2 separate regions of the Homo sapiens genome follow, and region 1 is linked to region 2. The links are chromatin contacts, found by Hi-C in ENCODE. All regions are on one chromosome and are shown on one strand. The core of a region is the stretch at or near the end of the contact, and the rest is flanking DNA. Distances in the headings are between cores, read along the strand shown.

Region 1 (3,838 bases), core at 31-2,530, 770 kb after region 2:
ATCCATCAGTTGTATTCCTGTATCAAATACCAGGCATAGTGCCTGACAAATTAAAGGTGCACAATAAATGCTAACTCACTTACTATAGGTCGGAAGGCCCTGAGCAAAGAGGCAGGAAAGACAGTAATCACCGGTGCTGTCCCAGCCTTCTAGTGGATCAAGGAGGAACAGGATGGTATCAGCTACTTTAGCCATGTCTAACACAACGTGCAGATCCCCTGCAGATAGAAGACACAGTAAGAAGAGGTGGTTGGCACCAGCACATTATTCTAAAAAAAAAAAAAAAAAATACCACTACTCAAACATAATACAAAATATTGGTGTATACTCTAACCTGGCCTTGCTGAGGTGAAAAACCACCGATGTTTCAAGCGGGGGCACAGCAGCATAAAGTTCTGGGTGTTTCCCAATTCATTCAAGTGTACTGTTCCAGTGTCCCTATCTTGAAGCAGCTGCATGGCCTCTGGCAGGGAAATTCTGCTGTGCAGGGGCACCACCAGTACCTGATGAGGAGGGCCATCCTTGCCACCCAGCTGTCTCTTCTCTGCCAGAACCTGAAAATAGAAAGATATCCGAGAACATCTCAGTGTCTCAGTACTTCACTCCAGCATTGCATTTCCACTCCCACAGATGCTCCCCCTACCCAAAACCAGCATCTCTCTAGTAAAAGACCACAGGTATGCCAGCGGGGTGGCAGGAATTCTGACCAAAGCAAAGAATGCTAGACCTGCACGCTCGACACGTGCTCTAGGGCTATGCTCTGTCCCTGGACCCTCCTCCCGGTCTCATTTTCCACTTCGAGGCATTAGCCACCTAGAACACCAGAGAAGCCGCATTCTCCCAAATCCCGCTCCTCTCACCGCCTCCTTCTTCTGCTTTCGGAGCTGGCTGGCGCGATGCCTCTGGTCGACTCTGCTGAGTTCTTTTCTCACCTTCTTGCTTAGGGTTTTCAGTGCCAGACGGCCTGAATGGCAGATTAGAAGGGGCTGGTGTGATCGGCCCCACAAGGTCAAGAAAAGGGACTCCTCTCCGCCCACCTTAGAAAGGGCCTTTCGCGTGGAGCCCAGACGGGAGACAGAAGCTCAGTCTGGGCATGAGGAAAAAGAGTTAATAACGGCCAAATAGCCCTTATTCCTTCTACGTTATCTCCTTACCCTTGCCGTCCCGCTGTGCAGATCCCCGACCCCGATGCCGTCCGCCTTTATGAGCTTTATTCTGCTGCTTGAGCGGGCCGGGGCGGTGGGCCGCCATGCCGCAGCGCGCGTGTACGGAGTCAGCACTGCTTCCGGGCCAGGACAAGCGCTTCCGGTCCCCTCCAAGGGGGCGGGCCCTCCAGGGAGCGGGACTCCCTGCGCCCTCTCGCGAAGGTCTTTTCCAGCAGCTCGTGAGAGCGCCGTGTTAGCGGGTTCGCCAAGCCGCGCTGGGAACTTTTCCCACTTCGCAGTGTGTGGTTGGGGGCTTGAAGGCGCCGGATGTAGACTGTCGAGGCTCGGGCTGTTGGTCTAGCAGGGCTGTTTGTACCCCTTGCATTGTCATTTTTTTGCGCTATAAAGCTGCATCACGTAGAAGCATGTTGACTGGAAGGCTCCATTCGTGCCGAAAAGGCCTAAGCCCTTCCTGTCACCTAGATTCGGGCACGTTGCTCTTCCGTTTGCAACGGCATGTTCTTTATCACTCTGAGCAACCTTTCTTCTCCCTCGATTCCCTAGCGAGGCTTGGGAATCGCGTGGAAGACACTTCTCTCACCTTGCCCGGTTCCGTACCAGCTCAAGCCCGTCCCTGTTACTCCAACCTGCGCCCCGCCTCCCACGGAGCGGCCGGGAAGGACCTTGTGGGACGTGGCGACCCGGCAAGGGGGACTGGCCGCGACCCTCCGGCCGTCGGGCTCGGGCGGCTGCGCTCCCACTAATCTTCCCAGAAACTTGACAACTGCACGGCGACGGCCGGACGGGGATTCAGAGGGGTCACGGGGCCAGGCTGCACCGGCTTCGCCGTGGGCAGGCTCGGACCGCAGGGGACCCCATGCCCGAGCCCCGGCCCTTTCCGTCCCGTCGGGAGAGGGAGCAGGCAGAAGTCAGGGGAGCTTCAGCGGGACCGAGGCTCGCTCTCAGCCGCGGGGCCGCGGGCTCCAGGGCCAGCGCTCACAATGCGGCTTCGCGCCCTCCATGCGGGAGCGGGTGCGTTGCCATGACAGCGACCCCCGTGGCGCGCGCCCGGGTCTGCCGCCCCTAGGCGCGCACGGCCTCTCCCCGCCCCGATCCCCCGTCGCTGTGCGCAACCCCCCTCCGGCTGTGGGAAGGGGCCGGGCCTGCCGCCTGACGTCTGTGCGGGGCTCGGAAGATGGCTGCGGAGCCGAGCACCGGGCAGTGGCTGCGGCGGCGGCGGCGGCGGCGGGCCGGGAGCGCGGCGGGCGGGGGCTCCGCCTTGCGCGTGGGGCGCTGAGCCGAGAGGCGCGGAGGCGGCGAGGGCGCGGGGGCTCTGAGGACCGCTCGGCGCCGCCTCCTGCCACACCATGGGCAGCGCAGAGGACGCAGTCAAAGAGAAACTGCTGTGGAACGTGAAGAAGGAGGTAAAGTCGAGTCAAGAACCCCGGGGGGCTCGCGCCCTGGCCCGCGCGGCCCAGGGGGCAGAAAGGTCCGCGCCCACCCCCCGGCGCGGGCACCCGGGCCGAACCTGGGCCGGGCGGGGCGGGTCCTGGACGGGCTGCGCCTCCTTCCCCTTTCTCGGATGGGGGAGGGCAGCGCCCCTCTGCCCGGGGGACCCGGCCGGCGCTCCCGGCTTGTTTGCTTCGCAGCCCCGCAGCTCCCCGCCCAGTGACGGCAGCGGCGCTGGGAGCCCAAGGCCGGGGGAGGGGTGGCGGCGATGGCGGGGATGGCTGGATCCGGAGCTGCCCATTCAGTGCCCGCGCCGCCAGGGGAGGGGGCGGGGCCCCGCGCGAGCTCCCGCGGCGCAGGTGGGTGTCGTGCGGGCCGAGCTTCCCCACGTCCTAAGTGGGTGTCGTGCGGGCTGAGCTCCCCCTTGTCCGACGTCCGCTGTGCCTCCAGCTACGGAGTGATCGCTGCCGGAGGGGTGCGCCGCACACCTCAGTTTCTCCCTCCACGCCCACCTCCTTAGCCAGGGACCAGGGGCTTGTTTGGAATGGTTTTTAACACTCGGAAGTTTTTCCCTTTTGAGGGAAGCCCCCCTACTTCAGAAAGAGAAGTAGTCCTTCCCTCTACTAACTCCGTTTACCTTGACCCTGCCCAAAAGCCCATTTCCATTTCGGGTGGGGGGCAGTGACCATGTGAATGACTCACTCCCATATGAGAGCTGGAGAGCTCCAACCCACAGCGCAGCTTAGAATACATTGGGCCTCCTTCCCCTGCCTGCCTCTGTGGCTGTTGTCTGCCTGGTAAGTAAACTCCACCAGGGCAGGAGACCCTCTGTTTTGTCCACTGCCTTGTATCCAGTGCCTGGCATACTGTAGGCACTCCGTGACTGTTTGGTAAATAAATGTGCTGATTTTGGAGACTTCGAGGCCTGGTGTTTGGAAAGCATACATTTTGGAATAGTCTGGACCTAATTCTGTGTGACCTTGAGTCTCTATGCCGTCTCCCTAATATATATATATATAACCTCACGCCTGTAATCCCAGCACGTTGGGAGGCCTAGGTGGGTGGATCACCTGAGCTCAGGAGTTCGAGATCAGCCTGGCCAATATAGTGAAACCCCGTCTCTACTAAAAATACCAAAATAAGCCAGGGGTGGTGGTGCGTGCCTGTAATCCCAGCTACCCGGGAGACTGAGGCAGGAGAATCGCTGGAACCTGGGAGGTGGAGATTGCAGTGAGCCGATATTG
Region 2 (3,801 bases), core at 251-2,750:
GGAGCAAACCCGTCATCCTGCAACTCCTTCCAGAAGTCACCAGTTTCCCACGCACCCCTCTTCACTACTCAAGAGCTCCCCACCCCTTCCACCATCTCTCCTCAGTTCACGGCTCCATGGACCCCTCAATTCCTCAAAGAATTTCCCCATCTCTTTGCACCAAGACTGAGAATCCCCTAGAAACAAGCTGGCCCTGCCCTGGTCTCCCCCATCTCCAACGGCAGGTATACTCATCCCAACATACTCTCTTTCCGGACCAGCCTCGACCCCGGTAACTTCCCGGCCTTCTCCACTTCGGACCCTACCCAACATTTTCTGGCCTCCTCGCCCAAGTCTCCCCACGTCCCAAGCAGTCATCCCAAGCTTGTTCCAAAAGCCTCCTCTTCCGCACCAGCTGCTTGGGCACCACGGTTACTCCGGCCCGCATCTCAGCCCCCTCTGCATGTCCTCAGACCCTTCACCTGTCTCCCCAGCCAGGCCCTGACTTCCTAGTCCTCCTCCTGTGTCCACTTACCACCACCCCTCACCCGATGCCTAAGGCGGCCACTCCTCCCCATCCCCATCCCAACTCCATCGCGGAGCCTCTGACCCATCCACCCGGCTCTCCGTGTGAACTGTTCGGCCCTCCACCTTTCCCCACCGCCGGGAGGCCCTGCCTGCCCCGGTGCGCCTCTTCCTCGGCCGCCGCGGGGCCTCTCAGCGCCGCCTGCAGTCCCGGCTGAGCCCGCGCCCTCGGCCCGCGCAGAGCGACCCCACAGCACTCCCAGCGCTCGGCGTCCCCTCGGCCTCCCCCAGTCCCGGGCCAGCTCTCCCTGCCCTGACCCCGTCTCGGGCCTGGCCTCGCCCTCGCTGTCCCCGGCCTCTCCTCGGGTCCACTTGGGCCTCCGAGGCCCCCGGGGCGCCTGAGGAGCCGTCCGCCCGGGTTGTCCCTCCGTGCCCGTGGGCCCCTCCATGCCCCGGCTGCCCGTCCATGCCCCGTGGGCCCCGGCTCAGATGCCGAACGCCCCGGCTGCCCCTCCACGCCCCGGCCGCCCCTCCACGCCCCGGCCGCCCCTCCGTGCCCCGTGGGCCCCGCCTCACGTGCCGCCCGCCCCGGATCCCCTCCATCCCCGCTGGGCCCGCCTCAGGCACCCTCCGTCCCTGCTGCCCCTCCGTCCATCCGGGCCCTGCGTCCCTCGCCGCGCCGTCGCCCCGGCGGCCGTCCCCACCCTCCCTCCTCCCCGCTTCCGCACGGCCGCCGGACACTCACTACTCCTTGAGCAGCACCATGTCGCTTCGCGGCTCGGTGGCTGCCCGCGGCCCGCCCGGCCTCCCGCCCGCTGCCCGCCGGCCGCTCTCCCCGTGGCCCGGCCCGGCCCGGCTGCCTGTGCGTCTTCGTCGTGCTCTGCTCCGTCCCCGCCGCCCTCGCCGCGGTCGCCGCGCCGGCTCCTGCCGCCCGGGCCTCGTCGCCTCTCGCGCCGCTGCCGACGCCGCCCGGAGCTCCGGTTCCGCAGCGCCGCGCGGGGGCGGGGCGTCTCTGCGGCAACCAGAGCGTCACACGCCGCGGTGCGCGCTGACGTCACGCGGGGCCGAGCCTTCCCAGGCCCGCCCTCCCGTCCTTAAGTGGGCCGCGGCGGCGCTGTCGGTTCCGAGGTGGGGCCCCGCGGCTGGGGCCAGACCCGGCAGAAGGCGGAGCAGACTAGGGTGTCCGTCACCGTCCTCGGTGTGAACCGCCACGGATGCACGCGGGTGCTGGCTGGGGGGCCTCCCCGGTTGAGGGAATTGAGACCCAGGAAAAGGTTGTTTCAAAAAATATTAATAGCCGCGCGCGGTGGCCCACGCCTGTAATCCTTGCACCTTGGGAGGCCGAGGCGGGCGGATCACCTGAGGTCAGGAGTTCGAGACCAGCCTGGCCAACATGATGAAACCCCGTCTCTACTAAAAATACAAAAATTAGCTGGGCGTGGAGGCACGCACCTGTAATCCCAGCTACACGGGAGGCTGAGGCGGGAGAATCGCTTGTACCGGGAGGCAGAGTTTGCAGTGAGCCGAGATCGCGATCGCGCCATTGCACTCCAGCCTGGGGGACAAGAGTGAAACTTCGTCTCAAAAAAAAAAAAAAGAAAAGAAAAGGGCTGTGAGGCCGGGCGCGGTGGCTCCTGGCAGTAATCCCAGGCACATCATGCCTGTAATGCAGCACTCAGGCGGGCGCATCACCTGAGGTCAGGAGTTCCAGACCAGATGGCGAAACCCCATCTCTACTAAAAGTACAAAAATTAGCCGGGCGTGGTGGTGGACGTGGTGGTGGTAGTCCCAGCTGCTCGGGAGGATGAGGCAGGAGAATCGCTTGAACCCTGGAGGCGGAGGTTGCAGTGAGCCGAGATCGCACCATTGCACTCCAGCTGGGGCGACAGAGCGAGACTCTGCATCAAAAAAAAAAAAAAAAAAAAGAATGAAAAGGGCTGTGAGAAATGAGACACAGGCTTAGCGGCATTACACGGAGGGGCACCTAATTGAGCGTCAGGGATGTAGTCAGGGAAGGCTTCCTGGAGGAAGAGATTCTCAGATCTGCAGAGGGCTTCGGAGAAGAGCATAGCAGGCAGAGTGAATGCAAAGGCTGGAGGCAAGAGGGAGAGCATGGTGCATTTGGAGAACTGACAAGTGAGTGGAACAGAACATTTCAGGGCTGAGCAGCTCAATAGGGGAGGGTTCCTGGTGAACGATGATAAGGTATTTGGAGTCCACCCTAAGGGCGGTGGGAGGGCATGTAAGGGCTCTGAGCAGTGACATGAGCGGGTGTCCTGGGCGAAGGCTCACTCTAGTGGTTGGGTGGACAGAGGGGATGGAATGCCAGAGCGTAGGCAGGGAGACCGGCGAGGAGGCTGCTGCAGATGTCCAGGTGCAGGTGGACTAGGACAGTGGGAGGGAAGAAAAGGAAGGGATGGATTCAGGAGCAACTCAGAAGGTAAACTCCGTGAGACTTGTTGACTCATTGGCTGAGAGGAGGAGAGAAAAGCAGCGAGGTCTCTGGCCTGGGAGCCGGGGTGGACGGTACTGTCTTCTCTGAGAACACAGGCAAGACAGGCTGGCATGGGGGCAGGTAATGACTCCAGTGCTGGACTCACACTCAGCGCAGGACGCTAGAGGGGCATCCAGGGGAGATGGGAGTGGGCTGCCTAAGACAGGGACTTGGGAAGGGAGGGTGGAGCAGCTGGCCGTGTTGCTATCAGGATGTGACTGGCGGCCCGCGACTGCCCTGAGCACTGTGCTCACTTATCAGATCCTAGAGTGGGGGCCAGGCTGAGTGCCTCACACCTGGATTCCCAGCACTTTGGGAGGCTGGGGCGGGCGAATCACTTGAGGCCAGGAGTTCAAGACCAGCCTGGCCAACATGGTAAAACCCCATCTCTACTAAAACAAAAATTAGCTCAGTGTGGTGGCATGTGCCTGTCGTCTCAGTTACTCGGGAGGCTGAGGTAGGAGAATCGCTTGAGCCCTGGAGGCAGAGGTTGCAGTGAGCCGAGATCATGCCACCGCACTCCAGCCTGGGCGACAGAGCAAGATTCTGTCTCAAAAAAACAAGCCGACCACTATTCACAATAGCAAAGACTTGGAACCAACCCAAATGCCCATCAATGACAGACTGGATAAAGAAAATGTGGCACAGCCGGGCGCGGTGGCTCACTCCTATAATCCTACCACTTTGGGAGGCTGAGGCGGGCGGATCATCAGGTCAAGAGATCAAGACCATCCTGGCTGAAATGGTGAAACCCTGTCTCTACTAAAAATACAAAAATTAGCTGGGTGTGGTGGCACGCGCCT

Evidence for each region. A loop is a pair of places that touch in the nucleus more often than their neighbours do. Pooled maps may share reads with other maps.
Region 1: a loop to region 2 is called in a pooled map, with 5 times the contacts of the local background. The contact joins the promoter of TSR1 here to the promoter of PITPNA in region 2. A Hi-C loop is called at or near these places in 5 of 50 pooled maps.

What each region holds. Positions count from the first base shown.
Region 1 is chr17:2,335,177-2,339,014 of GRCh38, forward strand. TSR1 (TSR1 ribosome maturation factor) reads right to left here and starts at 1,281. Exons shown (of 15, transcript NM_018128.5): 1 at 1,155-1,281; 2 at 861-964; 3 at 335-554; 4 at 84-218. The coding sequence starts at 1,251. It overlaps SGSM2 (small G protein signaling modulator 2), which reads left to right and starts at 2,325. Exons shown (of 24, transcript NM_014853.3): 1 at 2,325-2,569. The coding sequence starts at 2,513. RefSeq lists an enhancer at 1,449-1,558 and silencers at 1,789-1,918, 1,949-2,258, 2,359-2,468, 2,569-2,668, 2,699-3,008.
Region 2 is chr17:1,561,292-1,565,092 of GRCh38, forward strand. It overlaps PITPNA (phosphatidylinositol transfer protein alpha), which reads right to left and starts at 1,501. Exons shown (of 12, transcript NM_006224.4): 1 at 1,250-1,501. The coding sequence starts at 1,269. RefSeq lists enhancers at 454-553, 1,322-1,821 and silencers at 664-793, 1,274-1,323, 1,394-1,673.